Regions from separate parts of the Homo sapiens genome. Here region 1 is linked to region 2. A link is an interaction called in ENCODE POLR2A ChIA-PET data of the cell type or tissue named here. Cell type or tissue: GM12878. All regions are shown on one strand. Each heading gives the region's core, and the rest is flanking DNA. Links, peaks and the distances in the headings are about the cores only.

The links. ChIA-PET counts read pairs that join two places held together with the same protein. Peaks named below come from ENCODE experiments on the same cell type or tissue, not always from the same donor. Only the 100,000 strongest peaks of a DNase experiment are listed, where the experiment ranks them.
Region 1: POLR2A ChIA-PET joins it to region 2 with 7 read pairs; 4 of 35 experiments call an interaction of 5 or more read pairs at or near these places.

Annotation. Positions count from the first base shown.
Region 1 is chr3:4,940,513-4,956,573 of GRCh38, reverse strand. The region is part of intron 1 of BHLHE40-AS1 (BHLHE40 antisense RNA 1); the gene reads left to right. Among named protein-coding and RNA genes, the nearest start is that of BHLHE40, 31 kb to the left of the region's middle. RefSeq lists a silencer at 10,392-10,556. In GM12878, for the core only: no CTCF peak of the experiment used is centred there; no DNase peak of the experiment used is centred there.
Region 2 is chr3:4,824,782-4,840,842 of GRCh38, reverse strand. ITPR1 (inositol 1,4,5-trisphosphate receptor type 1) reads right to left here. Exons shown (of 62, transcript NM_001378452.1): 61 at 3,908-4,069. It overlaps LOC124906209 (a long non-coding RNA gene), which reads left to right. Exons shown (of 5, transcript XR_007095795.1): 3 at 9,825-9,896; 4 at 14,981-15,097. Among named protein-coding and RNA genes, the nearest start is that of EGOT, 81 kb to the right of the region's middle. RefSeq lists enhancers at 5,901-6,170, 15,798-16,061. In GM12878, for the core only: no CTCF peak of the experiment used is centred there; a DNase peak (open chromatin) is centred at 9,542; H3K4me3 peaks cover 823 bases; H3K27ac peaks cover 2,126 bases.

The sequences.
Region 1 (16,061 bases), core at 7,268-12,267, 120 kb before region 2:
CACTAAAGGTAAAGATTTAATTTAATAAAACTTTACCACTCAAAGAAACACAGAGGGAAGTAGTCTAAAGTTTTAGTGACATTTAATTAAAGAAAATTTAAAAGATTGAATTCATTTATTTAATCAAAAACATTTACTGAGGGGTTTCTATCTACCAAACACATGCTGTATGAAAAAAAATTTCATGATTGTTCTCTCATGGAGCTTGCAATGTTATTACTTTGAAGCATGTGAGGAACTTGAACTAGGCTAACAGATTATTGTATGCTATTCCCGTAGGGCAACTGTTTAATGACTAGACAGGAATTCTTCAAAATTATCATGTTCTCTGCATACAAACAAGGACATCTTAACTGGAAAATAATGTGTTCTTTTAAGTACTTAGACCAAGTTTATTCAGTCATTATCGGCACTGTTAGTTTTCTTTTCTTTCTCTCTCTCTCTTTTCTTTTCTTTTTTTTTTGAGACAGAGTCTCACTCTGTTGCCCAGGCTGGAGTGCAGTGGTGCGATCACGGCTCACTGCAACCTCTGCCTCCTGGGTTTAAGTGATTCTTGTGCCTCAGCCTCCAGAGTAGCTCAGATTACAGGTGCATGCTACCACGCCCAGCTAATTTTTGTATTTTTAGTAGAGACAGGGTTTCACCATGTCGGCCATGCTGGTCTCAAACTCCTGACCTCAAGTGATTGGCCCACCTCGGCCTCCCAAAGTGCTGGGATTACAGGTGTGAACCACTGCACCCAGCCACTATTAGTTTTCTTGAGCAGCGCTCCTTTCTTACTTAAAGCCTTAGTTTGCTCAGCTGTAAAATGGGGCAACAATGGTATCTACCTCCTAGCATCATTGTATCAGATTAAATTATTTGGTTAAATTATTTATTACAGTGCATAGCATATGGTGATGGCTTAATTAAGGTTAGTTAATAATATTTGTTTTTATTGGTAGAATGCCAGTAATTGCTTAGCATACCTGAGTATATAGTCACATAGATGTAATTTGGCTACCAGTAGCACAACCAGAATTTTCTCTGTAGAATGTGCTGAAGGTGAACTAAGGTTCTAAGACTGAATGGTTCTTGTTGAGTGTTCTTTGGCACTAGCAGCAAAGAAACGACTCAGGAGTCCTGAACTTTTTATCCAGAAAAAGGCAAAAATTGACCTTCCCTAACATGAAGTTGCTCAGAATAACCAATATCTTTTTTTTAACAAACAAAGAAAATTTAAATTTTAGCTTTTACCGTAAAAAGGAATGAATGGATGGGATTGGAGAGTATTATTCTAGGTGAAGTAACTCAGGAATGGAAAAGCAAATATTGTATGTTCTCACTCATAAGTGGGAGCTAAGCTATGAGGATGCAAAGGCATAAGAATGACACAATGGACTTTGAGGACTCTGGGGGAAAAGCTGGGAAGAGGGTGAGGGATAAAAGACTATAAATTGGGTTCAATGTATACTGCTCAGGTGAGGGGTGCACCAAAATCTCACAGATCACCACTAAAGAACTTACTCATGTAACCAAATACCACTTGTTCCCCAAAAACCTATGGAAAGAAAAAATTTTTAAACAAACAAACAAACCAGCTATGCCCTGACCACCTTGGGCACATGTCCTCTGGAGATGTTCAGAACTTTGTGGATTTGTCTACATGGTGTTAAAACTTTTGAACAATTCAAACAACTGGCCAGTACTTTTTTTTTTTTTAAGCTATTTAATAGATAAGCCTGGTTGGTTAAGACTTATGAACTCATGGCCAGCTGTGCACATGAACTTTGCCTGGAGGTATCTTTCAGTACAGTTTAGAATAATAAGGATTTGTGATAAGAGTACCAAAGAAAAATAGACAAGTTGTATTTAATAAAGCTCCATGTCATTTAATAAAGCTCCATGTCACAATGGCTTCGCAAATATAGTGTGAACTCCTGGTGAATGGATACTTAAAAAAATTATCCAGAACCACTCAGATTACAAAATGTAACTCTTGATTACTACAGGAGATTGTATATTCATTCAGTCATTCATTCAACAAAGACTGAAGTGCCGTATTGGTTAGCTCCAGGTGCCATAGCAAAATGCCATAGACAGCATGGCTTAAACAAAAGGAATTTATTTTCTCACTGGAGGCTGGAAGTCGAGATCAGGGCACCAGCATGGTCGGGTTCTGGTGTGGGTTGTCTTCCTGGCTTGCAGTCAGCTGCCTTCTCCTTGTGTCCTCACAAGCAGAAGAGCACTCTGGTGTCTCTTCTTATAAAGACACTAATGCCATCATGAGGGTCCCTCCCTCCCGACTTCCCCTAAACCTAATCACCTCCCAAACGTCCCATCTCCAAACACCATCACATCAGGTGTTGGGCCTTCAACATTAGAATTTGTGGGAGGACACAATTTAATCCATAGCAAATGCCTTCCTGCACTTGGCATTGTGAACCGGAGAAATAAATCCAATCTCTATGCTTCTAGAGGGGAGAAACAGACAACACATGAATAAACAAATAAATAAAATCAATTAATTTCTGAACATGATGGCTGTCATGAGGGAAATAAACGAGGTAGTGAGATAGAAAATAATGGGGCAGGAGGTGAGGAGGCCACAAGGCCCTTCTGATGATGGAACATTTAGGCTGAGACCCAAGGAATGATAAGGAGCGAGCCAGAAAAGCCAGGACAGGGGCATTCTGGGAGGAAGGACAGCAAGGACAAAGGTGCTGAGGTGGGAGGGGGCTTGGCATGTTCTCAGACCAGATACAAGGCCAGTGTGATTTGAGGGTCTTGATTGTACGGCAAGGGACACAGACAAGATTGTACTGGTAGCTAAGGGCTGGATTATCTGCAGTTTTGTTAATAGTTAGTAATACCTGGGTGTTTTTGGTACATTGGCACTTGTTATAAGTTAAACTCAATTGCCTTCAATACTCTACAATGTGTGTTGATCATCTCACTTCCTCAACTCACTGTACCTATAGGAATATCCTTTGAAACCAAGACACCTAACCACGTATGGTCATTCAGGAAGACTCAAGAGGGGGCAGATACCATCCCCAGCATGGGAGAAGTTAAGCCAAGTTGATTCATTACCTGGAGCAGGTTTTCATTATTGTATTAATGATGAATTCTTAGACCATCTGACACCACAGTGAAATCAGCTGGGGATGACCAGCCATACACAATGGTGTGGCCAATTCAAAACACCCTTTTGGACTGGAGACTTGACCCTCAAGAGAGAGGATGCAGTGTGACTCACTAGAACTAAGGCAGTAAATTAGCCCACTTGGTGGTGAAAACCCATGCTGTTTAAGCCAACCCAAACCCAACAGGCATTTTCCCCATCCTTATCCAGTACAAAAGAGCTTTTGTCCTGGCAGAACTCGAGGAGGCCTCTGTATACAGACCTGATGTTATGCCAACAACATCTTGGAAAGGTATAAAATATCTGCTTCGTGAAGCTTTTGGTAAGATTAATAGTTTCTCCCAATATCACTGAGTGTTTAGGAGTAGAATCCAAGGTTCTCCTCACCCAGAAAGGATCTTTAAGTCGTCTCCTCTGCTTTCGTGTGTCACAGTGAAATGGTTCCAAAAAAGCATGCAAACATAAACACAGAAACGGCGTGGAAACTTGGCAGCCTTTGATCTCTAGTGTCTGCAGTTTGGAGGGTAAGGTTTACCCTCCAACCTGCATTCGTCTATGAGGATGCATGGATCCTTATAGATTCAACCACTTGATTATAGAAATTATTAAATGTATTACAAACATCTTATGCGCTGGTCGAAATGTTTTGTCATCAAGGGAAAATAGGTATTGTTACTTAAAATGGTCTGGTCTAATGAAATGCAAATACCAAAAGAGATGGAATATTGAAAATGTTTAAGAGGCAAGATAAATTGATAATTTAATGGGATAGTGCAGGCATAGTCTCCATTTACACCAGCATGTCAGATGAGGTCCTGAGAAACACAGAAAGATGTTTTTTCAGATTTCTGGATCTGGAGTGTTAAATTTCTGATGGCAATTCTCAGGAAACCAAATCATTGGCCTGGAAGTTTAAAGATATTTGGTAAACACGGTAGCCATTTTAATTCTGGAAATATGCCCTTTTGGCTTTTTAATTATTTAACTGGACTATGATATACAAAAATGGTATTTTAATATCAGTTGCTTATAATAGTTTAATTAGATTAATGACCAAACAAGTGAAGCTTTGCTCATTATCTAATATTTCAGCATGCTTTCTGAATGGGCATGGTTATCATGCCAACGTAGTATTTAAAAACCATATATTTCACTACATTTATTTAGATTGAATTTACCCTGAAGTATTTTCACTTAAGAGGAAGTGGGGTGGCCGGGCACTGTGGCTCACGCCTATAATCCCAGTACTTTGGGAGGCTGAGTTGGGCGGATCACCTGAGGTCACGAGTTTGAGACCATCCTGGCCAACATGGTGAAACCCCATCTCTACTAAAAACACAAAAATTAGCCGGGTGTGGTGGCGGGCGCCTGTAATCCCAGCTACTGGGGAGGTTGAGGCAGGAGAATCGCTTGAATCCGGGAGGCAGAGCTTGCAGTGAGCCGAGATTGCGCCACTGCTCTCCAGCCTGGGCGACAGAGCATGACTCCATCTCAAAAGAAAAAAAAAGGAGCGGAGTGCCTAAGAGCTAAAAAGACACTGAACTCATGAGTATATTAAGTGCCGCTGAGTATCTGTCACTAGTATAGGGGTGTCCAAGGAAGAGAATACAGTCATGGGTTCTTAGTTTCTCTTTCTGGTTGGGCCAGTAAAGCCCCTTCCTCATCCCTCTTTTCCACTTATCACTAGAGACAGAAACTAAAAACCACGGCTTCAGAATGCCAAAACCTAAAACAAACAAAACAGAACAACAACAACAAAATAAGGCAGGCTGGACAAGCTTGCAACCCTTCAAGATGATTGTTTTCACGGATTTAAAGAAATGGGATAGCACTTTGGGGGGCTGAAGCAGGCAGATCACCTGAGGTCAGGGGTTCGAGACCAGCCTGGCAAACATGGTGAAATCCCGTCTCCACTAAAAATACAAAAATTAGCCAGGCGGGTGGCAAACACCTGTAATCCCAGCTACTCGGGAGGCTGAGGCAGGAGAATTGCTTGAGCCCAGGAGGTGGAGGTTGCAGTAAGCCGAGATTGTGCCACTGTACTCCAGCCTGGGGAACAGAGTGAGACTCCATCTCAAAAAAAAAAAAAAAAAAGAAAAGAAAAGAAACCGGAAGAAATAAAATGGATGACGGAAAGAAAGAGAGTTTGCAGAGTGTACACGCTTTCTTGAACAGTTTTTTCTCGGGCTTTTTGCCCCACCCAGCTTTACTCATTAGCTCTAAGATCAAACAGGACTTTACGTTGGGAGGGACATTAATAAGGAGACTGTACAAATGGAAAAACCCAAAGATCTAAGCAGAACATCCGGTTCAGAGGAGAGACTGCACGGAGAGGGCAGTTATCGTCATAGTGCAAAGGAACACAATTAAAAAAGAGAGAGATGTCAGGGACCTCTCTGATTCATATTTGTTTATTCTGTGATGCTTTTCATGGCTCCTCTTCTATTTATTTTTTCATTATTCATTCACTCATTCATTCAACTTACTGAGTGCCAGTCATTATCCTAGTCATTAGGGAATTCTTTATTGACGTTCTCTTAATCTCTGTTGTTTTCAAGAATGAAGGGGGCCAGGCTCAGTGGCTCACACCTGTAATCCCAGCACTTTGGGAGGCTAAAGTAGGCAGATCACTTGAGGCCAGGAGTTCAAGACCAGCCTGACCAACATGGTGAAACTCCGTCTCTACTAAAAATACAAAAATTAGCCAAACATGGTGGCACCTGCCTATAATCCCAGCTACTGGGGAGGCTGAAGCATGAGAGTTGCTTCAACCCAGGAGGTGGAGGCTGCTGCAGCGAGCCGAGATTGCACCACTGCACTCCAGCCTAGGTGACAGAGCAAGACTCCAACTCAAAAAAAAAAGGAGAAGAAAGAAAGGAAATTGAGCAACTGGCAACTTCTTCTGGTGTGTAGAACAGACTCATTCCATTTGGATTTCCTTTTCCTGAACCAGTCTGAAGGGGCTGCCTGATCCTGCTCCATGCACCAACTGGGTTCCCGTGTCCTTGGCCAGAACTCCATAGAAGGCTCTGCCTTGGGGCCAGGGCCAGGAAAGGCCTCCACAACTCACAACTCTAAAATTGAGCCAGAATCATGACAAAATAGGGGAAAAGAAGATTCAGAAATGTTTGTCGTCATCTTCAAAATGATTACCCCTTCCTTGTTTGTAGAGTACTGATTTAAAAACAAACAACAACAACAAACAGAAACAAAATGATTACCCCTGGTCTGGGCCTGGGATGAAGCAAGGTGACCAGGGTGCAGCATGTAAGGAGACCCTCAGTCTCAGGGTTGTGCTAGTGTTTTCGTGCAAGTAGGTACTTTCTTAGATCTTGCGCCCTAGCTGTCTCCTTTACCTTATTCTAGTCTTGACCCTGCAATTAATTCTTTTCTTTACTCCCTCCACTGCTACCCTGAAGTGTCCACTGTCAGACACATTTGGAAAATATTGCTTACCATGTACAGTATATTCTTCAAACTACTTACAGCTTCTGGTTTATACACAGTGCACGCCTGTCTATTAAAGGCTCTGAGATCTCCTGCAGTAAGGAAATCCTATCTAACCCTGCATTTCCCAAATGTACTGGACTGTGGAAGTTTTTCTTCTTTTTAAAGAAATACTTATTAACATCTCATGGGACATCCAGGGACGCTGGTTAAGAAATACTTTGAATGGTTGTGTATGGAATGTACTCATTAGTTTGAAAAGTTTTCCTTGCTCAATAATAGCTATTTTCTATTCTGGATTTAGATTTCTTTGCAAGTTTCATTAAGCTCTTCAGCATCTGAGAAAGGATTAGAATGTTTATTCACACTCTCCAAATTCCAGTTTATCAGTTCATTGATTCATCAACGTTGATTAAGCACTTACTATGTGCTGAGAATACAAAGGTGAGTGAAATGGAGTTCCTTACCCCTAAGGGGCTAAGGAGGAGCAGAGACTTGCACAACTTAAGTCCAAATGCAATTTGATAATTGCTGTAAAAGCACAACACAAACAGGGAAAGCAGCTCAAAAAAAAAAATCCTTCGATGTTTTTTGTTTTGTTTTATTTTTGAGTCAGTCTGGCTCTGTAGCCCAGGCTGGAGTGTGGTGTTGCGATCTTGGCTCACTATAACCTCTGCCCCCTGGGCTCAAGCAATTCTCCCCACCTCAGCCTCCTGAGTAGCTGGGACTACAGGCATGTGCCACCACACCCAGTGTTTTTTTATTTTTTTGAAGAAACAGGGTCTCACTATGTTGCGCAACTGGTCTCAAACTCCTGAGCTCAAGCAATCTGCCCACCTTGGCCTCCCAGAGAACTGGAATTGTAGGCATGAGCCTCTGCCCCTGGCCTATCCTTTGATTGTTGTACCTCCAGACCAAATTAACTGCTCCTTAGGGAAAAGAGCTATTTGTGATATTTTTCAGTCTTTCCTATCACACCTAGTAGGGACTATGCACATAATAGAGGCTCAATAAATATTCATCAAATAAATATTTGAAGAAGAAAGCTTGCAACTTAACTGACGTACATTTGGTTATAATATCTATTAAAGATCATTCACAAAAACACTTTAAAAAAACATAAACAGAAGGTTGTACTGACCCCTCTAAGTTTCAGTTTCTCCATCTGTTAAACAACAACAAAAAAATAGTCCTAATTTCATGGGGTTCTGCGAGGATTAAATGAGAATGTATGTAAAGCGGCTATTATGTTCCTCAGCATGTTAATGGGTGGCCAATAAAAAACAGTGATTATGACTACAATGCACCGTGCTTTTCATCCACAATGACACACTCTGATATGATGAAAAGGTCACTTGGAGTTTTATTTGGCTCCATGAAACACTCTCTCGCTTGACAAGAATGTAGTGAACACATGCTGGCCAAGAGCCCTAGTTAAGACTACACACCACATACATACACACACACACACACACACACACACACACACAAACAGCACATCACAGCACACCACAGTGCACACACACACACACACACACACTCCTCCAACCTTCCCTTTCTTTCCATTAAAAGGCATCAGCAGGAGGCCAGGCTAAGTGGCTCATGCCTGTAACCCAGCACTTTGGGAGGCCAAGGCAGGAGAATCACTTGAGCCCAGGAGTTTGAGACAAGCCTGGGCAACATAGGGAGACCGCATCTCTACCAAAACAAAAAACAAAAAAGTAGTGGGCATGGTCGTGCACCTCTGTGGTCCCAACTATTCAGGAGGTTGAGGTGGGAGAATTGCTTGAGCCCAGGATGCGGAAGCTGCAGTGAGCCATGGTGGCACCACTGTACTCCAGCCTGGGTGACAGAGTGAGATCCTATCTCAAAAGAAAAAGGCATCAGTAGGAATTCCCCAAATGGTCTGATTTCCCCAACTCTCCAGTGTGAACTTGCTGAAATATAGGTTGACTCCTTCCTTGGAAGGCACTGTTTTGAGATCCAAGCAGGCTTGATAATGAGGAGGGAGAACCCATGAGTGCCCGTCAGCAAGACTCAGCATGACCTTAGGACTGGTCAGCTTTCCCGCCTCCACGAGGCTGGGAAGGGTTCTCTTGGTACCCAGCACTGATTCCTGCTTCATAGTGTAATTAGCTCAGTTGCCTTATCCTTTTCCCTCATCTAAATGCTCCCTGAGAGATGACTTTGAGCCACATTTACCTTGATATTCCTCTCTGCCCCTGCAGTGTTTTCCAAACCCAAACAGGCCTTCAAATTACCTGGGTGGCTTGTTAAACATACAGATTCTCTTGTCAAAACTTCTGGGAATGGGACCCAGAGAGCTGTGTTTGGAAGGCTTCTGGGGGATTTTAGGTGGCCAATGTGATGTTTGGGAAGCACCGGGCCACAGCACTTTGCTCAAGGTTTTGCTCACAGTTGGCCTACCATGTCTATGGAAAGAATGACCAATGAGAGGGTAGGACTTTGAGCAAACAAGGAGACATTTGGTGGAGGGGCGCATACACTTGCATATGTGCCATGTGGTCTACAGAATAGAATTCGGTCTGTGGCATAAGATGTTGCCTGTAGTTCAGAAACAGAGGCCCCAGGAGCCGGAAGATCACCTTCAGGGACCCTGAAGCAAAGCCAACTGCTTCTCATTCTGCCTCCACATCACCCTGTGGAAGGGCACAGCTGTTAATCATAATAATCTGGATTCTCGGAGGAGCTCCAGATTGATATCACGCTAGCCAAAGGATCCCAGGGGAAAGTAGCAGCATTCAGAAATAAATAAATAAATAAATAAATAAATAAATAAATAAATAAATAAAAGTCTCCTGGCACCCATAAATAAGATATCAGGATAGGAGCCTGATTGGCCCAGCTAAGGTCCCACACCCTTCCCTGAGCTAATCACTGTGACTAGGGTGCTGGGGTACATTGTTGGCCAGGCCTGGATTACTTGCCCATCCTTTGGCCCGGGGACAGGGTCGCATGATTGGCAACCACAAGAGAAGCACATGACTGAGGAGAGGCAGTTCCCTGAAGGTGTGGTTGCTACTGCCAGAGGAATGTATCTACTCCAGACTATGACCTTGACTTGCCCAAACAACTGAAGACACCAGCTAGCCCCAAAGGGAGATGTCCTATCCCCCAGGCAAAGCTTCTTAAGGATCCCCATTGAAGGAGCCTTCTTGAAGTAACTTCAAAGATAGTGAGTTTTTATTTCCTGAAGGTAAAAGCTCAAAGCAGACATATTCAGACCTAACATTTTTTGGAAGTCTCTTATTTCTAATTAAAAATAATGTTCTGGCCGGACGCAGTGGCTCATGTCTGTAATCCCAGAACTTTAGGAGGCCAAGGCTGGAGGTTCGCTTGAGTCCAGGGGTTCAAGACCAGCCTACGCAACATAGGGAGATCCTGTCTCTATAACTTTTTTTTTTTTTTTAATTAGCCAAGAATGGTGATGCACACTTGTGGTCCCAAGCTACTCAGGAGGCTGAGGTGGGACGACTGGCTGGGCACCACTGCACTCCAGTCTGGGAAACAGAGCAAGACCCTATCTAAAAAAAAAAAAAAGAAAAAAATCCCAAATTTTTATTATGAAAAATTTCAAACCTACAGAAAAGTTGAAAACATAGTACCAACACTACCAACATTATCCTTAAGTTTCAACAATTGTTAACATTTTACTACATTCACTTTATTTCTTTCTCTCTTCACACACATATATAAAGAGAAAGGGACACAAACAAAAACACGTGTATATTTACTTTTTTTTCTAAACCAATTAAGTGTTAGTTGTGGGTAGGCTGGGCGCGGTGGCTCAGGCCTGTAATCACAGCTCTTGGGGAGGCCGAGGCGGGTGGATCATGAGGTCAGGAGATCGAGACCACGGTGAAACCCCGTCTCTACTAAAAATACAAAAAATTAGCCGGACGCGGTGGTAGGCACCTGTAGTCCCAGCTACTCAGGAGGCTGAGGCAGGAGAATGGCGTGAACCCAGGAGGCAGAGCTTGCAGTGAGCCGAGATTGCACCACTGCACTCCAGCCTGGGGGACAGAGCGAGACTCTGTCTCAAAAAAAAAAAAAAAAAAAAAGAGTTGTGGGTAAAACGACACTTCACCCTTCAATACTCCAGCATATATTTTCTAAGAACAAAGACATTCTCCTACATGACTACAATGTAATTATTGAACTCAAGATGTTTAACATTAATGCAATGTTATTATCTAACATATAGGAACATTATGGAACATAATCTATATTCAGATTTTTCCCAAATGTCTCAATAATGCGCTTTTTTTTTTTTTTTTGACAGGGTCTCACTCTGTCACCCAGGCTGGAGTGCAGTGACATGATCTTGGCTCACTGCAGCCTTGACCTCCCAGGCTCAAGCAATGCTCCTGCCTCAGCCTTCCTAGTAACTAGGACCACAGGCGGGTGTCACCACGCCCAGCTAATTTTTGGTATTTTTTTGTAGAGACAAGGTTTCGCAATGTTGCCCAGGGACTGGTCTCAAATTCCTGACCTCAAGCGATCCACCCGCCTCAGCCTCCCAACGTGCTAGGATTACAGGCATGGGCCACTGCGCCTAGCCTCAGTGATGTCTTTAAAGTGTTATGGTTTGTTTCCCTCCTGCTCTGGTATCCAATCAAGGATGCTTCATTGCATATCGTTGTCGTATTGCTTTAGTCTCCTCTCTTTGTCTCTCACACCATTGATATATTTGGAGCTCAAGTTCCAGTTGTTTTGCCAAACGTCCCTTAATTTGGAAATCTATGGTTTTTTCCTTATGGTTGGAATCAACAATTTTGTCTGGAATACTATATACTTAGTGCATCCCCTCAGGGGCACATGATATAACTTACTTGGTGATGTTAACTTTGATCACTTGGTTATAATCATGCCTGCCAAATCCACCATTATAACACTCCAATTTCCCTGTATAATAAGTAATTCACGAGATCATGTGAATATCCTGTTTTCCAACAACCTTCCACCCAATGGTGATTTTTGTCTGAATCAATTATTAGTATGGCAGTTGTGAAATGGTGATGTTTCTATCCTTTCTTCTACATTTATTACTTAGTATTATTCTGTTAAAAAATTTCCCTCCACCTAACATTAATTTTTACATTTTTAGTAACAATTAGTAATAATGATGCATAAAAATCTATTACTGTCTTTATTCATTTTGATGTTTCATATTATCTGAAATGTGGCCAAAATACCTTCAGGCTGGCACTCCTGTCCTTTTGAGATAGCCACATCAGCTTTTGAACGTGTCCTTACTGTCTGTGAGAAGATGTTCCAGACTCACACTTGTACTTTCTTCTCCCTAACTCTGGAAACAGTCATTTCTCCAAAGAATCCTGATTCCTTATCATAGAAAATGATATTTAGAAACCAAGGTATAGGTGGAAGGTGTGCTTATTACTGTTGGAACGACACTACTCCCAGGCTCTGTAAGGAGACAGAGCCAGGGAATACTTGTCTGTATATATGCATGCACGTACTGAGATATAGCCACACATATCTTCAAATACTTCTATATGTATCTATACATATTAAAAACTCAGTTCATACTGGTAGCTCCAATTCCAATCCAACACTATAGAATTCATTCTATTTTTCTCACTTTCCATATTTGCAACTCAGTTCTTCAACAATGAGAAACCATTAGGAGAGAAAAATTAATTCTGCAAACATTATATCCCTAGAAGATCAGTAATAAAAAGAAATAATGCTCAACACACAACATGGATGAATTCTGAAAAATTATGTTGAGCAAAAACATTAGATACATGAAATAATCAGATATACATTATTGCATATTCCGTTTACATTCCATTTATACAAGCAAAGGTAATTTATGAGAATACAAACCAGAAAGTGGTTGCTTCTGGAGTGGGTGGGAGGATTGACAGGAAAGGAGTCAGAGGGAAGTTCTAGGGGGATGGCAGTGTTCTACAGATTGTGCTCAGTGGTGGCTACACAGATATATTCAACTGTCAACACTTATGGAACCACACACTTGAGAGCTGTACATCTTGTTGTACGTCAATTATGCCTTAATAAAAAAGAAAGACATAAAAATCTATAAATTGCTCTTAAATGGAAAGTTATTAAGCTTAACTCATAATAAGAGAATGCAAATTAAAACACTGAGACACCACTTTCATCTATATCAGTGGCAAAAATCAAAACCTTGACAGTACACACTGTTGGTGAGGCTGGGAGGGAAATGGGCATTCTCACCTGCTGGTGGGAATGCAAAAGAACAGCCCCAGTGAAGGGGAATTTGGCAATACCTAAAAAGAGCTATATTGACCCTTTGCCCCAGCAATCTCGCTTTTGGAAATTTATCCTAAATATGTATCTAAAGCTAATTTTCCCTACATACTCAGGTCTATTTCTTCACTTTTCATTCTTTTCTACTAGTCTACTTATCCTCCAGTACCACACAATTTTACTTCTAGAGGTCTTATAGTATGTGTTCATGTCTATTAGGGTTACTTCTACCTCTTTGTCTTTTTTTAGTTTTTCTAGCAATTCTTGTGTGCTTTATTTTAAATAAATAAGTATATATATATATATGTACACACGCAAATAGGTATTATATATATTTGTATATATGTGTGTGTATGTATATACCCATACAAATAGATATAGGCATTAAATAAGTATATATTTGTATAGGTGTATATACACATACACTCACACCCCATACAAATAGGTATATATACACACATACATATATATACCTATTTGTATACATATATACACATATACAAATAAAATATATATACATATATACAAATATAAAAATAAGTATATATACTTATTTAAAATAAAGCACACAAATAGGTATGTATATATGTATATGTTTATATATATGTGTATATATAAACCTATTTGTGTGTATATGTATGTGTATATATACACAAATATGTGTATGTATATGTGTGTGAATATGTATATATATATATTTGAAGTTTTGAAACAAAAACTTATTGGTACTTTTCATTGGAAATGCATTAAATTTATAATTTAAGAATAAGTAACATTTTTATGATAGTCATACTTTCTGAAAACAAAGGATGTCTTTCCATCAAGTGTATACTTATATCTTTTAAGAATGTTTTACAGATTTCCTCTTATAACTTTTGCACATTTCTTATTAATACCTAAGTTTTTATCTTTATTATTGTTGCTATTGTAAATGGGGTTTTTGCTTTCATGATTCCTTCTAACTAGTCGGTCATTGTTTGTGTATATGAAGCTATTGGTTTCTGAAGGTTAATTTTATACCCTTTTATATTATTGAATTACTTTATTGTTTGAGTTAGTTTTATCATTTAACCTCTTGGGTTTTACAGGCATACTACCATATCATCTGGAAATGTACATAGTTTTACTTCTGCTCTTTCAATTCTTATGCTTCAAATTGCTTCCTTCTGCCTAACTGCATTGGCTGATACCTTCTATACTGTGTTAAATAGTAGTAGATATACTTGGCATCCTTGCCATATGTCTGACTTTAGTGAGAATGTCACCAATTTTTTCCAATTAAATAAAAAGTTGGCTTTTGACTTAAGTATTTTTATTATGTTAACCATATATCCATCCTCCTATTTTATTAAGAATTTTTTATTTGAAATGAGTGTTGATGTTTATCAAAATCCTTTTCAACTTTTATAGAAATTATTATATAACTGTTCTTACATTAATATGATGAATTATTTTAATGAATTTGCTAATATCAAACCATTCTTGCATTCCTGAAATAAACTCTACTTGATCATGATGTATTTCTAAATGAGGTATTAGATTCTGTTTGTGAATGTTTCATTTGTTTTTTTGCATCAATATTTGTAGGTTAGAATGATTTATATTTGTGTGTGCATGCACTGTATTTGTTAGGTTTAAGTATAAATGTTAATCCTGCTTTATAAAAAATTTAGAAGCCTTTTTCTATTTTCTATGCTCTGGAATAATTCATGTAGCATTGGTACTATTTGAATTTTGAAGGTTTTCTGGAATTCTCTTGTGAAACTGTCTGAGTGTGATGGCTTTTAATGGGGTAGTTCTTTGAAACTTTCTTTAACAATTCTTTGGAAATGTGTCTGCTTAAGCATTTTCTCTCTCCTGGGGTCAATTTTGTAAAACTGTATTCCTAGGAAGTTATCCATTTCAAAAGTTTTCACATTTATTTATGTATGATTATGCAATGTAGTCTCTCATGATTTAAAAAAATTCCTCCATGATAAAAGTTATTTGTCACTTTTCTTTTTTATAGATTTATGTTTTCTTCTTTGTTTTCTTGATTAGGTTGGCTACTGTTTCCCTCTGCCCAAGGAACCACCATTTTAATTTATGTAGTTTTATCATTTTCCTGTTTTTTTAAGCCCTTTAATTTCTACTTCAATATGTATTATTCCTTTCCTTATGTTTTCTTTTGGTTGATTTTGTTGTTATTTTTCTAGCTTATTTGAGTTGGAGTTTAATTCACTTGTTTTCCTCTTTTTATTTTTATTAATGTAAGCATTTAAGGCTATGAATTTCCCTCTGATCACTAGTCTAATGTATCCCATAAATTCTCATATACAGTGATTTCATTATTATTATTATTTATTATTATTTTTTTTTCAGACAGGGTCTCACTCTTCACCCAGGCTGCAGTGCAGTGGACCAATCATGGCTCACTGCAGCCTCTACCTGCCAAGGCTCAGGTGATTCTCTTGCCTCAGCCCCCTGAGTTGCTGGGACTATAGGTACGTGCCACCATGCCCGGCTGATTTTTGTATTTTCAGTAGAGACAGGGTTTCGCAATGTTGCCCAGGCAAATCTCGAACTCCTGGCCTCAAACAATCCACCTGCCTTGGCCTTCCAAAGTGCTGGGATTCCAGGCATGAGTCACTGCACCTGGCCTCATTACTATTCTTTTTTAGAAATGCCACCATTGCAGTTTTTATGCCCACTTTCACCTAAGTGTTTTTTTTTTTTTTTTACAGGCTCATATCTGACCAATCCTCATTGTTGTTTAATAGACAAGATTTAAATTTTCACCTGTAAAGGCCTTTAAAATATTTTGTAGCTTTATTGTATTGTGATAAGAATTATGCCTTATTTTTATTTTTATTTTTAGAGACAGGGGTCTTGCTATGTTGCCCAGACTGGCCTCAAACTCCTGGGCTCAAGTGATCCTCCAGCCTTAGCTTCCCAAGAAGCTGGGACTATAAGCACATACCACTATGCCCAGCTAGAATTATGTTTTAAAGCACTTAACAGTTAAAATGTTTTCCTCCTAGAACATTTAAGTGCAATTGACACGGGAAGATGTGCTATATTCACCTGGTGGCATCTCATATCCTCTGGCTTACAACCACATATCTCTGACAGCGTGTTCAGCATTTTTTGGGTCACACTTTTTAAAGAGTAAAATCAGTTCTTCTCATAATGTTCTAGTATTACCTTTTAAAAAATGGTTTTCATTTATTACATA
Region 2 (16,061 bases), core at 7,078-12,077:
ATGAAGAAAACATGCAAAAGATTTTTAAGTTCTTACATTAGTTCTCCTCCTTGGAATAAGAATGTAAGAGAATCACATTTAGTGTTCAGAATCTCTTGGGAGGGGAAACTTCAAGATGAGAGGCATCGTTAAATAATACTTAGAATAGCAATCCTAACCAACCATTCTTGGCAATAATAGAAAAAGTGACACCACTAACCATAATTTTACTAATATCCTAACAAGAACTTTTTTCCCTCAGATTGATACATAACGAAACAATCAAAGAGGTAAATAACAGTAAAGATTTAGACCAAAGTCATCCACATTTAAGCTATCGTTGCTCGAGTCTGCTGGTTTTTGAATCAGAAAATCTAAAACAAACAACAACAACAACAAAACAAAAAAAACCTCTAAGTAATGGAGCAATTTTTGTGTTTTCTAGCACTTTTACTAGTGAATGGTATTCTTTCATAGCTGTTTTAAAAAATATCACAAGATTTCTTGGTCATTAATCATTCATGGAGCTTTTATTTTTTAATTCAAAATTTTTTCCCACAAAGGGCAAGAATTCTCACAATTACTATTTAAGAAAGAGCAGCTCTGTAACATATCTGCATTTTTTAATATCTTTTGCACATAAAGGGTTTTTAAACCTTTATGATTGCTATAACCAAACTTAATGAAATTCAAATCTATTCAACAAGTTGATTCTCAAATGCATTAAAGGTTTGTAGGACGTTACATAATCAAAAGAAAACACTGACTACTTCCTTTTAAAAGATGCAAATCCCCCTGCCCCCTCAAAAAAAAAAAAAAAAAAAAAAAAAAAAAGCAGCTATGCTGAATTTTTCCTGTAATTCTGAGTACCTTAAAACTTAAGTAGATCAATCCTGGTAAAAGCACTTGAGAATGTACTACTGGATTCTCATGCTTCTTTTTAACTTATAATATCTTCCAAGAAAAAAAACAGTTCAAATTCATTCACAGGGGAAGGGCTTTCTGAAGAGTGGTTCCAACTGCCAACTTCAAAATAAAAAATGCATAAAAGGCTGGAATCAAGCAGTTTAAACCATACTGGTTTTAATGTCACTTAATGAACCTTAGTCCATATGTAATCAAATTTTACATATTTTGTTTAAACTAAAACTTTGGCTTATCCAGAATAATCTTATCTTGGATTTTAGAAATGCCAAGTCTCTACTATGCTCACTTGTATAAAATGACAATGAATGTATCCTCCATACCATTTAAGTATATGATGCGACTTGACTTCTGAAACTTCAAGCTTTTTTTTAAAAAAAGAGTAAGAACTTAAACAGTCAACCATGAAAGGCAAACAGTACAGTGACATAACAAAGCAAATAAAAACACACACACACACCCCTGACTGGATGATCAGGAGCTCCTGCCCTGGCAATGCCTAAGAACCTTCTGGGCTCCTTTGGTATCCTCATCAAGAAAATAAGGGAATGAGGTGAGATGGCATCTGAAGTCTCGGATACTGTCCTATACCTCTATTCTTTTTTTTTTTTTGAGATGGAATTTCACTCTTGTTGCCCAGGCTGGAGTGCAGTGACGTGATCTCGGCTCACCACAACCTCCGCCTCCTGGGTTCAAGCGATTCTCCTGCCTCAGCCTCCTGAGTAGCTGTGATCACAGGCATGTGCCACCACGTCCAGCTAATTTTGTATTTTTAGTAAAGACAGGGTTTCTCCATGTTGGTCAGGCTGGTCTCGAACTCCTGACCTCAGGTGATCCACCCTCCTTGTCCTCCCAAAATGTTGGGATTACAGGCGTGAGCCACCACGCCCGGCACTATACCTGTATTCTTTACTCTAATTCCTCAGCTCAACTCACTCCTTTGATGAGGCTCAATGGTTTGTAAAGTGTGCACTGAAGCAGAGTCAGAATCACTCTTCGTGAACAATTCAAAATAACAGATTCTTAGCTCTGAAAGGACAGATAGTGTAGGGAGGCGTTGCCTGGTTTTACCACCACAGAATGCCCATTAATAGTTTGTTTCAGATACATTTTAAGAAACTCTCTAGTAAATTGGTAACACCCAGTTTCTCAGATCAACTGAAACATACCCCCAAAGAGCCTCCAAGTGTGACAATGAGAAGCAGAAATGAGTGAGCAAGAATGAATGCCACTCGCATTGGCATGTGAGAGCTAGAATGCCTCACTGTTGCAATTCCAGTACCACGGGTGTGAAACAAAGATCCTCTGTTTCTTTGGAAAATGACACCAGATTTTATGGAGAACTGAAGTGTTCCTTTATTTAAGTATTAGTTCAGTGTCTGTAAGATTTTTTGGCACCTAATTTAAACATCTGATTTAACTGAGATTCTTGTAGCCACAGTTATCTCAAATGGGAGAAGAAGATAACTAAAGCTTGCTGGATGTGTAAAGAAGTTCACCTCACTGGGGGGTTGGGGGGGCAGTGCCAGAAGCAGCTGTAGCCACCAATGTCCTCATGAGTCCTGCAGAACATCTGCCAAATGTTTCACGGCGGGGGGCGGGTAAAATGTTAATATTAAGCAAAGTAATCTAGTTAGATCTTCATTAGTTTTACTTATTTAGGTTATTACTCATTTTATGTAGCTACCAAGCTCAGAGCTATAGACAACCTTCATAAATAAGGCCTTCTTTTCCTACTAGTCTTTTTTATTTGCACCTTAATACAGACGAAAGAAAAGAACTTGAGGCCAAATGGTATCTCAGGGCACAGTTTGGAATAATTTAGTTTGAAAAGAAATATTAATATAAATCTAAGTATGATGATTAAAAATGCTCTGTAAACCATCTCCAGTAAGAGCATTCTAGATGCGGTCTTCATTAGTTATCATCTTTGTAAGAGTGATAAATCACCCGTGGGTGTACCTTGCAACTTACCTCCAGTGCAGACATGGCCCATGCCTATTGCTGTGCAACACTATAATCTTGTCTATGGAGTTGATTAAAGAGCTTTCAGAAACTCACATAAAATGCTGAACTGAACATGATTATCCCAGTCACTTACAGAAATGCACTAATAAAACCAATCAGGGTCTTCTCACCACCCAGGGTACAAGTCCTTAATACACAGCTGCATCCTATCACTAGATAACCACCTGGTGACTGTGGCATGTTCATTTTAATGGAGTCAAAAGGGCAGAAACAGAGTACGCACGGTTTTGTATAAACATGTCCCCTACAACTTACTTTAAATTGGAAACTGCCTGTTTCCAATTTAAATTCTGCCCACAGTACTGCCCGCATCCTGCTTCCTATCCATAAGATAAGGGCGAAGCATTTATCTTACGGATAGGAAGCAGGGTGCAGGCAGTATTTCTGTGGATGGTTGAGGCCTGTGAGATCAGGGAGTATGTCTATATTGTTCACTGTTTTATCCCCAACACCTGGCATAATTCCTGTACTATGATAGCCACTCAGTAAGCCACTGAGAAAAGAATGAAACCAAAAGGGCTTTTCCATGACTATGGTTTAGCCTAGGATGCTGAATTTAAATATATGGGGTGAGGATTTGACAAGTCTGAGGGCTAGGAAGCAAAACAAGAAACAGCTTTTAATCTTCCACAGTACATAAAGTAAAAAGGGTATGGCTTTATGCATAGTGGTTTTTGGACAGTACTTCACTGAAGTAGTCTGCATTTCCCTCCTTTTTTTTGGTTTTGTTTTTCATATTAAAACCATGTCCTGAGCAGCACTGAAAGTAGCACCATGGCTTTATCCTGGAAAAGGGCAGTGAAGGGGATTGGGGTGAGGAGACTGGAGGAGTGAGTGGGTTTGTCCCCTGTTGCCTGGCTCCCTTTTCCATCTAGATGAAGCACTACTGATTTTCCTCATCAGATTTGGTGTGGTGATAGTGGGTGTGGGTGGGGATAGTGATGGGAGGGTAGGCGCTGGGATTTTCTTTCTTTACCTGATCCTTTAATTCCGACAGCTGGCCAGAAAGGTTCGTGACAAGTTTCATGGTGGACTCCAGCTTCTCCTGCAGGTTTCTCAGCTCATTCTGTTCTCCTTCAGAATCACTGCTGACCAATGACATGGCTCTCATCCTGGGGAACCAGTCAAGGTTTCTTTCCTAGAATCCACATTAAAAAAAAAAAAAAAAAAAAAAAAGACTGAGTCACTTCTAGAGGTAAAAACAAGAAAGGCCAGCTTACCGTGCCATGTTTCCTAACTCTCATTAGGTTATCTCCTTCTATGGCAGAACTTATGTGCTGTGTATTTTTTTAATTGCTCAGTAGCTATCTTTTTAATTGCATACAATGGAACTCTGAATTCTTAGAGGAAGCCACTTTAAATTTAAATATAGGGGAAATATAGGTTCTAAACAAGAGTCCTAATCTCCAAATCTGAATACTGCCACTGCTGCTCTGATCTTTGCAAATTACATGGCTGATGAGTTTGGTTTTTTTAAAAAATTGTGGTAAAATATGCATAACATAAAATTTACCATTGTAACCATTTTAAGCATACAGTTTAGTGGCATTAAGTACATTCACACTGCTGTGCAACCATCCCCATCATCTGTTTCCAGAACTATTTTTTTATCTTCCCCAAGTGAAATTCCATCCCCATCAAACACTAACCCCATTCCCGCCGGCCCCGGGCAACCACCATTCTATTTTCTGTCTCCATGAATTTGACTGCTCCAGGGGCCTCATATTATGCTGTGTATTTTAAAATGCATTATACTGGGAAAACCTTTTGCAAACACTTGAAGTGAAGTGAATTTTAAGGTCCCAGGTGTTCTGTCACTTAACAGATACGTGTGCATGTATGCGTTTGCGTGGGTGAGGAGATCATTAAGAGGCTGAAAATGGGGAATAGGCTCTTCTGTCAATGTCCCCGTTTATGAGCTTATAGAAACCACTCCTCTTGTTTCCTTTTCCTTCCAGCCTGAAGTGGTTGATGGGTGCTGGCAACTAGCCTAAGAAAGGCCCATTCAGTTTCCTCCCCCGTCCATCCCCATCCTTTTGATGTCTATAGCTTATGCCTGTAAACAGTATTTCTCACTACTGGTTAACAGAATGGGACAACTCCTCCTCCCACCTCACTTCCTTCTGCCCACATATGCCTTTCTCCCAAAGAGCATGCCGCATACATAAGTTCTGTACAGAGAGGCAGGAATGAACAGTAAGAAAAGCTTAGCATGAGACAGGGGGAAGAAAACTGACTCATTCCACATGTCTGGTGTCATTCTCACCTGGACCAGTTTTATCTTGTAAGGATACATTTAATGGTCTTTCTAAAACAAATCAAGCCCCCTCCCACACACACACACACTCACTCGGAATGCTGGATAATTGTTGCTTTGTGTACACCGTGGGGGTCGGCGACATTTTGTGTGTCAATATTTTCAGCTTTGTGGGCCACCTGGTCTCTGTCACAACTACTCAGCTACTCCGTTATACCCCCCAAACAACCAGTAAATAAATAAATGGGTATGTCCATGTTCCAATAAAACTTTATTTACAAATGCGGGCAGCAGGCTGGGTTTGCTCACCTCTGCTGTATACAATAGAAGGCATCAATATATTTAAAATAATGAAACTCCATGAGACATGTCTAAATATTACAACTCAAGTGAGATCATTGAGCTGTATCTTGACCTAGGGCCATCTAGCAATATAGAAGCCCTATAAGAGAGCTAGATGAAAAATATCACAAGCAGTCATACCACATGGACAACAAGGTGTCATAGAGTGTTTGCTTAAGATACTGGTGGGTGGGCGGGCAGGGTCACAGTCACTAGTTTGTGAGCTTTATGAAGGCAGGAACCACCTTAGTATACTGACTAGAGCATAGTAGACATTCAATATTAATAAAAGCTTGTGGAAGGACAGAATGATATGCAACTCTTCTTCTGCATGCACCCTAATAACAAATGCTTAAGTAGTAAGCCTGAGCTGCTTATCGTGACTGCTGGAGGAGAAAAATGGCAATCTCTACCTTCCTATACCCTGAATAAACACTTCATTCATGTGTCTTAACATTAGCTTATATTCATCAATTTCCCACCACAGAGCAATGGGCAAAAGATCGTTAAAAAATATTCCATTTCAGAGATGACTAGCTGAGAAACCCAAAGTGCTTCCCCACCTGTAACCAGTTTTCTCCCGTGCAGCTGCAGTGGCCTATCGTTGACTGTACTCATCTCTCCTGTGTCAATCCTTCAGACACAGCCACATCTTCCCACCAAGGAAGTAGCCCATGTTCAAGGACTATGCAACTCTGAGGAGGAAACCTCATTTTTCAGAAGAGGGCACACATAGGCGACAGGTCACTGGTGATCACTCACTCCCACTAGGGCGAGGGGAGGAGGGATGACGTGGGCTGGGCTGCTGAAGCCACAAACCAAAGCACAGCTGCAGAGAGATCACTTAGCACGAGGCCCTGGATACTCACGGTGGCTGCTACCTATTTTTGCAGACTGACCTCAATTGAGGAAAACAAATTGAAGAAAAAAGATACAAAGTCCCACTTTGGATACAACAATGTTGAGGATACTACAGTGAGCAACAGAGACATGGTCACTGCATCCTGGACCCCCTCAAAGGAGAAACAGTTTTGATACCTAAGTATGTGATAGAATTCCTGCCATCAAAGTGCTTACAATTTAGTCAAGGAGAGTGACCATCTAGATTTTCTTTTTAACAGGCCAGTCCTGGTGGCTGGTGCCTGTAATCCCAGTGCTTTGGGAGGCCGAGGTGGGTGGATAGCATGAGGCCAGAAGTTTGAGACTGGCCTGGGCAATAGAGTGAGACTCCATCTCTATAAAAAATAAAAATAATTAGCTCGGTGTGGTGGTGGGCACCTGTAGTCCTAGCCACTCGGGAAGCTGGGGCAGGAGGATCGTTTGAGCCCAGGAGGTCGAAGCTGCAGTGAGTCATAATTGTGCCACCGCACTACAGCCTGGGTGACAGAAAGACTCTCTGAAAACAAATAAAAAACTAACTAAGGAATAATGCAGGCTATGTTGTATCTAGGAGCGGTAGAGAGAGTAGTGTCCAAGTAAGACCCAACAACCAGTGACTGATTGATTGGCTAAAATCCTCTTCAAGCAAGGCTTGGCCCTAAAGAAGGTTAGCCCTTGGGCAAGCATGAGGGCATTTCACAGAGGCCACTGGCACAGTGAGGCTCCAGTGTGGCTGGAGCTGGGGATGAGGGCAGACAGGCAGGAGCAGCTTGGACTGTTGAAGACTAGAGGGAAACAGAAGGAAGCAGGAACTCTGTGAAAGGCCGCCGTGCCTTACCAGACCAGGGGAGAGGAGAGAGGATGGACATTCACAGTCCTCACTGCTAGCAGTCGGAACTCACCTGTAGCTCACTTATTACTGACATGCAAATGAATCTAAACTGCCTAAAATGTTAGCGAATCCATCTAAAATCTGGCTTTCAAATCCTTCATATGTTCATTTGCTTAGCAAACCTTCTATAAAAATAGAAAACACACATTTCCAAACAGAGTCCACATTAATGAGGCCTTCGAAAGACTCCAGAAAACCAATGCAAGAGTCTGCACATAGCCGAAAGTTTAAGGAACAGTTTCTCTCCCTCATTCCTAATAGCAAGTGACCAAATGACTACAGATTAAAATGAGAATTTTCCTCACCTTCTTTCATGCCATATGTACCTCCTGGCCCTCTAGGCAATGATTTCAGAAGGGTCTTTGAACAAATAAATGCAAAATGCACAGACTTTCTCCATTCAACAGCTTTTTACTGAACTTTTACAATATCTGTGTCCTGCATGGGGTTGAGCGCTGAGGATCTAAAGATGAGAAAGACAAGGTCTCTATTCTCAAGCTGCTTTAGTCCAAGAACTGTGGTCACCGGCCAGGTCTCAATGCATAGTTCTTCGCCTCTGTGGAGCTGCACGGAGGCCCTACCTCCAAGGGTGAGTGTCTAAAGAGTGTGTGCTGAAGACACGAATGGGGCCCATCAGCATGCCAAGGGCCGCTCCTGGCATCTCTGCCCCTCGCCTCAGTGGTGGTGGAGAGGCACTGATGCCCTGCGTCTTGTGCTGCTACATGGCGTACCTGTAATCCTGGGACTTGATGGCCCCACCCAAGGGGTACATAAAGCCATAAAAAGAAATAATGCATCTTTTTAGAATGTACAATATCCATTTTAATCAATGGTAAATGATTGAAATATTTTTATATTAAATTCAAAAAGTTACGTAGACCAGATAGAAAGGTCAATTTATTTTTTTGAGACGGAGTCTTGGTGTGTCACCCAGGCTGGAGTGCAGTGGCGCCATCTCAGCTCATTGCAACCTCTGCCTATCTACCGGGTTCAAGCTATTCTCATGCCTCAGCTTCCTAAGTAGCTGGGACTACACGCATGCACCACAATGCCTGGCTAATTTTTGTATTTTTAGTAGAGACTGGTCTTGAACTCCTGACCTCAGGTGATCCAACCACCACCTCCCAAAGTGCTCAATCAAATGTTAAAACACGGCGTTTCAAAGAAGGTCATACTTTGTGCAGGCCACATGGGCCATGTGCTCCCATCCTAGGGATAAAGCCTCATTCTCCATTTCACAGGAGGCCTTCAATGCAAAGATAGCAAAAGGATTTTCTGGTCCAGAAATTTATCAATCACCACCACACAGAGTCTCCCCCAGTGCCTCCCTTAATATCTAATAATGAAAAGCTGGGCTACGAGGGATCCCACTGGCAAGCATTCTTATCTTTTCTGCACTGAAGTGGGGGAGAGCCCCAAATTTAGGTGTTACCAGTGTTTTAATTAAATAATCATCCTGGGCTGTGAAATTAAATCTCAAATTACCAAGAAGTACCTGGTAGTTAAAATTAATTAGCAATTTTAGCCAAGCTGTTCTCTCAATTTCCCGTTGGCTTTGCATCCTGTGCAGTAGGACAGGCTCTAGTGTGGTATAAGGTTCCCCACCAACAGGGTCCCCCTCTGCACAGAGAATCTAAATCTCAAAGTGCAAATGTTTAGACTATAACCCAGTTACTGGAATAGGCACAGAGAGAACACCTGAATCCAATTACTTTCTCTCTAGCTAAGACTTTCATACAAAACTCTGAGCTTGTTTGAGTGCTGAATGACTCCAGTGAAGCCTGTCACCCACGCCTCTCCAGCCAGCCAGCGTCTGAAGGCCTAGAAATGTTTGCAGAATCTTGCCTGTATCATCTATTCAAGATCAAAAACGTGTCTCAGTGTCTTGGCTTCTAATGGATTTTTGGAAAAGTCATCTTCAGCTAAGACGCTTTGTCTGTTGTGAATTATCTTGGGGTGTGTGTGTGTATATGCGGTTGGGAGGGGAAGGTGGGGAGAGGATTACGGGGTCACTGAGCATCTGTCGGCCGCATCTGCCACTGGGTCTGACTCTGGCTTCAGTCTGCTTTGCTTCACTCACTCCTTGCTGCTGGCATCTCACATACCGATGTCATTAGGCACTGTCTGCCCCGGTCCTCCTACAATCCAGCCAGTACAGTTCCCGTCACAGCAAGTGCTTCCTCTCTCGGAGCAGACAAACTAACTGAAGCCACAGCCGGAAGCAGGCTGACCACAAGTGCTAAGGTTCTGGTTAGTTCTTTTCTAGGTAAAGTTGGAAAAGTCCCTGCGAAGGCAAACACTGAAGTTTTAGATATGGGGGTGGTACTGACCAACCTCTTGAAATGTCCTTGACTGGAAAGAGGGAGAGAGACAGAGAGAGGGAGTGAGTGTGTGTGTGTGTGTGTGTGTGAGAGAGAGAGAGAGAGAGAGAGAGACAAAGACAGACAGACGGAGGAGGAAGTTGGATTGTATGATGCAAATGCGAATCATTCTGAGAAGTGGGGTATTTTTTTTTCTTCCCAGGTTCAAAAGAAGAGGCTGTTCTAAGAAAGACTACCGAGTAATCAATCACCTCCTCAGAGAAAGTCTGCTCAGGTAGAGTTTTACGTTTACCACCTAAACGATGGAACATTTTTGTGGAATCTTTTATAGCCAAATCAGAGAATGAGGCGTTGAGGGTGAGGGGGGCTTGAGGGCAAAAGAAAGGGTCATGGGGGAGAAGATGGGTCCTAGAAAAATGGTCTTGTTGCTTTCTCTGCCCTTGAGAATCCCCTCTGGGAAGACGCAAGGAGGCGAAGATGGTCTTTCCAACTCAAATGGCAGCTTCATGTCTACTGCTCTCACTAGGCAGGAAGACAAACTGGATGTTCTCAGAATGCCTAGGGATGCTCAGGTGATGGAAACGACTAGAAGGGGGTACGGGGTAGGCCTGGAAACAGAGATTTGGCCTCCCCATGTATTTAAACCCTCAGAAAATGTCAGGAGGAGGAGGCTTGAAGATAATATTTATGTCTTCAAAAGCAGGAATATGGGACACTTAACGGACTTTAAATCATTTGTCCCTTTTATGAGCTAGGGTGATTATTTTCATTGAAGAGGAAGAAAAAAAAATTAGTCTTTAGAGCTAATTTTTCTAAGATCACAGCAAAACAAAATGAAACCTAAACCCTCCAAAAACAAAAACACAGAATCTGTTGGTTTTGGTGAAAAAATAGTCATCTTTATGTTCAGTAGCTCTGAAATGCCACTTAATAATATCTATTATAGGCCAGGCATGGTGGCTCACGCCTGTAATCCCAGCGCTTTGGGAGGCTGAGGTGGACGGATCACCTGAGGTCAGGAGTTCGAGACCAACCCGGCCAACATAGTGAAACCCTGTCTCTACTAAAAATACAAAAAAATTAGCTGGGCATGGTGGCATGTGCCTGTAATCCCAGCTACCCAGGAGGCTGAGGCAGGAGAATCGCTTGAACCCAGGAGGCAGAGGTTGCAGTGAGCCGAGATGGTGCCAATGCACTCCAGCCTGGGCAACAGAGCAGGACTCCGTTTCACACACACACACAAAAAAAAAAAAAAAAAAAAAAAAACTGTTATACATGTTTTAAAAAAAACCCTAAAAAATGGATCCCATCTTTGGACACAGTAAGATCAGAGACAGCCTGAGGCTCAGGGGGAGGGAGGGAGGGAGTGATAAATAGGAGGTGTGCAGAGGATTTTTAGAGCAGAAACTATTCTGTGTGATATTCTAAAGGTGGATACGTGTCATTTGAATTGGTGAAAACCCACAGAATGCACAACATGAAAAGTAAGCAGCAAATGATGGAGGGACATTAATATCAATGTATCCAATATTGGCATATCAAATCTTAACAAACAAACAGGCCACAATAATACAAAACGTTACTAACAGAGGAAACTGGCAGGAAGTCAGGAGGAGAAGGGCATGTATGAGAACTCTGTACTTTCTGCCCCATTTTTCTGTAAACTTCAAACTGCTCTAAAAAATAAAGTCTAGTAATTTTTTCTTATTAAAAAATTATCATCCTTTTATTCTTTTTAATTTTTTTTCTTCTTCTATCCTGTGAGTCTATTAATTTTTTAAAAATGGGATTCCATACCCGGAATTTGTTGGCCAGCCCCAAATTCAAGGAATTCAGTTCTCTTTGTCCCAAAAGTACAGTGACTTCAGACCACATGCATATTAATATCCCTGTATTTCACAGGTTCTGTACATTTCTGCCACAGCCTTGTGACATTAGTGTGTCAGTAGAAAAAGCAATGGCCTGTAATAAGAAGAGTTTCAGTTGTGTGTATACAGGACGGTGAATGAGTGTATAAGTCAGCTAGCTCACCAACCTGGTCTATTTTCTTTCTTTCTTTTTTGAAAGAGATCACCTCACCAGCTACCTCACTGGGTTACTGTAAGGATCAGATGGCTATAAAAATGTCCCACAAACTGGAAAGCATTATGCAAAAGTATTATAAATCAGTATGTCATCTGCCTAGAGCTGGGATAGAGTCAGCACTGCAATCCACGTATTGACTCTAATTTCAGTGCTCAGCTCCTGGGTAAAGATAGTTCCTTTCTTTCTTTGGGATAAAAATTTTAGGGATACTGATTTCTCTTTTTACCAGCTAAGCCACATGAAGGGTATCCAAACGGCATAAATCAAGGTGTCAGTCTGGTTCTGTTTTTGAGCTCTGAATGACATTACCAAAACAGGCCACATTATATAATCTTCAGCTGGACTGGAATGACCAATCACCCTTCCCAGACTCCATAGTTGTTCTTGGATGATACAGCGCAACAAAGATGGGCTCATCCCAGCAGAGAGAACCACACCCGTTTCTGATGAAATCCCTAGGAAGAGCCAGCCTCAGAATAATCCTTTCAAGTCATTCTGGGGCCACCGGTGGAGGATTTCCTGGGCACCCACAGGGTGCCATGGTGCACAGGGACCATGGTACACAGGGTGCACACTTGCTGGGTCCTGGGCACCTAGGCTGCCAGGCTGAGGAAACCAGAGGACAGGAGGAGAAAAAGGTGGGGCCGGCCACCCGTGCTGGACAAGGGCAGGGCGAGCCCATTTGAGACTCTGAATAGAGAACAATCAGGCTCACTCACCCTTCTCCCCACATCAGCATCCAAGCTGGCTTATGACATCTCGCTTAGGCAACTTCCCCTGCACTTTCAATTAGCTAAGAAATATGCCAGAACATTCCCAGTGGCTATGTATGAGGATTTTAGCAATTTTCGTGGTTTTCTTCTATTCTTTTCTGGATTCCAGTAGTATTCAACTTTGATCCATTACTACTTTTATACAACAATGCATTGTGTTTGTTTTAAGCCTAGGGAAACATCTTTCCAAAGTTCTATGCTGTTGTTTCGGGGAAAGATACATTTATCTTTGAAAACACACACACACATCCTCACCAATAAGCTGCTTCAACGCAACCACGTTCCATCTCAGCTTTATCATCTGATGGGCTTTTATACTGGAAAGCTCTGAGCTGAAATGGTTTTACTCAAGGTCAGTCCCGCCTAGACACACCGAGAAAGAAGTGATGGAAGATGTTATCCGTCTCGCCATCTACAGGACTTCATGAAGAACTGAGAAGGGTACCAGCACTGTTATTGACTTAAGAGTGGTTTGGAAGAAAGGTTCCACACAGCTAGATCTCTTTAGGGGGAAAGAGATCATCGGCCATGTGGATGGTCTCCAAATTCCTTAACCCTTTCCAAACCCTCCCCTTTTCTAACCAGCCCCTTGTACTCTGATCCCTGACTCAGACCCTAAGGATCACACCTTCCTGTTTCATATTTCACGAACTCCTATCCGCACTCTGAATGTTGCTTATTGGAATCTTAGACCCTACAAAGGGCACAAGAGACCCTTTGATTCAACTTCCTCATTTTATAGGTGGTAAAACTGAGGCCCTGAAGAGAGAGGATTTGTAAAAGGTGGAAACTCAGTCTAGTTCACCTTGTATAGCTTTCTCATACAAATGACTATCCCTAAATACTAACCTCTTTTCCTCATTCTCACATTCCCTAGAGACATGACAGTAGGCTTCATTGTAAAGACGCAGGTTTTAAAGAACTCTGAATATATATACCTGATGTAGACAGTCATATTCAGAACATTTTCCAGGTGAGAGCAGTTTTATAAGTGCATTTTTATGGTGACACACTTCTCAGTATCATATACTATAGTCCAGCTCTACCAGACACAGTCAATATTTAGAATACACAGGAAATGAAGGAGTTGAAGCAGGGGAGTTACAAATGTAGTTAGGACGTCTGGAAGTAAAGGGCAAGCCGGGCAGCACGGTGGTGGTGCTGTCGGGGCAGGAGCAGGAGGGTGGGTCAGGGTATGGGCGGTGGGGAGAAAATGTACTTTTGGAGCTTATCAGATCTGCCAAGTTGAGGAAAACGTGCATGTATGCAGGTATTTCATGTGTATAATAAGCATGTACAAACTCATACATCGTTGGACGAAGTAGCCAATGGGGAGAAGTGGTTTCATGCACAGTGAAGCGAGTCTTCAGTGGCTGACGGAACAATGTCTGTGCATAACCCTCATGTCCTGCACAGTCTCACAGACTAGACTCCTGGGTATACCTGACTCACGCCCCATGCTCTCCCTTAGCACACAAGCTCCTTCAGGGAGGATCATGGCTCTGCTCAACTCATTGTTACAAACGGCACCTGGCACACCCTCCACGAAGGTCAGAATGTAGGAAATTCGGAGGAGAGCACTGGGAGGTCAGTGCAGAACCGGGGCCCAAACGCCAAGTGCCTCACAATGAAAGGAAAGTGCCAGTGAAGTGCTGCACGGAACAAGGGGTGATTTCATCCTCCCTAGACTAAAGGGCAGAATGTGTTCTAAGGCTGGGTGGGGAAACTTAAGCTCAGCAACTGCTTTGTGCAGCTGCCACTGACACGAACCCAAGCCCAAGTGCACAGGGTGGGGTGAGAGAGGCCTGGCTGGCTGGCTGGGCGGCGAGTCCAGTGACGCTGACACACTGTTTCCAGCCACCGGGAAGCCAGTGCCAAATCCCTCTTCACTCCTCCCTGCTCCGATATTCTTGACTCTGCCGTGGTGCCAGCTAACTTCAGGGGGCATTCTGGGAATCGTATTTGGCAGGCAGCACAGGCTGTATCCTCACCCATGGTTAAGGGCTTGTCAGAGCCCAGGTGACATTTTAACCAATGCTCGTGGCCTCCCAGGTTAGGCCACAAGGAAAGCTGCTGCTCAGCACTACCAATGTTGAAATATCAATATTCTAGGAACATACCTAGGCACTCCCTTCCTGCCAGCATCCTCACTGGAATTCAGAATAAAAGCCCAAACCCATCATCGTGCATCTGCACGAAGCAGAAGGTGTCCACGGCACTTTATCAACAGCCAGGAGCTGCCTGCTTCATGCACAGAGGAGGTGCACAGGCGGGCAGAAAGGTCAGACCAGGGTTAAGTGCACGCCCTGTTGGACTCGCCCTTCCTCTCTCCTGCACCTAAGTGCTGTCTGGCAGGGACTCCAACTTCTGAGTTCCTTAAAGTGAGACGCCCCATGATGGCTGTGTGAATTTTCAGGCTCATTTCGTGGCTCCGGTCACTGCTGCCACCATCTTTTCCCCCAAACCTAGGTCCTTACTCTTATCTAATCATGATCTGCAGGAAACTCTCCTCCCACCAGCCCCTGCACTTGGTTCCTTGCGTTGCCTCTGGCTGGAAGCTGTTGTCCCCAACTTCAGAAAGTGTCTGCAGATTTCACAGGCTCTCTCTTGGGTCAAGGTAAGACTTCAGCCAGTTCCCCTTTTAAACAGAAGGTAGTGACACGCAGGTATTAAGTTTCCATTTTGATCTTTTGCCCTTGTTAACACGTTGCTTTCTGTATTTGCTTCCTGTGTCATCTTATCAAATACAGATAAGCACAAGGGCCAGATGTCCTACTGCTTTTGAATCTTCTCATAATGTTTCCTCATAGATGTTTAGTAGCACTGAATTAGCTAATAGAACTTATTTGCTTGGAAATGTTACCCAGGAGGTGCTTGTCAGGCAAAAAGGCTCTTTTGCATGTTACTTTTTTTGAAGCAAATTACCCGCAGCTCTCAGGAAAGCATTTTTCAGGAATGCGGGCTCCTGGGCTCTCCCCTCCTAAGCAAAAGCACCCCACCACCTCCTGAGAGCATCCCACTTGCTGCCACATTGAGCCTACTTTTGATCTGGAAAATTGCTCCTTTGCTTCTGGATCCTGTATAGCTAGTTTCTGAAGAGGTCAAGTGAACTAACCCGTAATGGAACAAACTGGAAAATCTCCAATGGAATGTTGAGGGCAAGGAAGAGGGAGCAGGAGAGGCAAAGAGAGAAAGTAGGGAGGTGTCTACCCCCACTGTGAGAAAAACTCAGCACCAGGCTTAAAGGATGATGGAGCAGACATTCTCATGTGTAATTATTAGGGAGTTAAAGTCGTTCAGATGAGTCACCTGGGTGTGGAAGCTCCAGTCTGGCTGTGGTTGTAGTGAATCGTCCTTCTCCTTTTACTTTGACACCTCTCAAATCTGGCCACCAAAGGACATGTCATTCCCTGTTTCAAGCTAAGGTGAGGGTAGTGAAGTTTCTCATATTTCAGCAGGTCAAAATTAACATATATTTCAGATACATCCTTTGCAAGGGCTGCACTTGATACCCCTTCCTGAACTCCTACCGTCTCAACAACCCCTAGGGTTGTGAAGTGGTTGTCTGAGCAGTGGTTGCT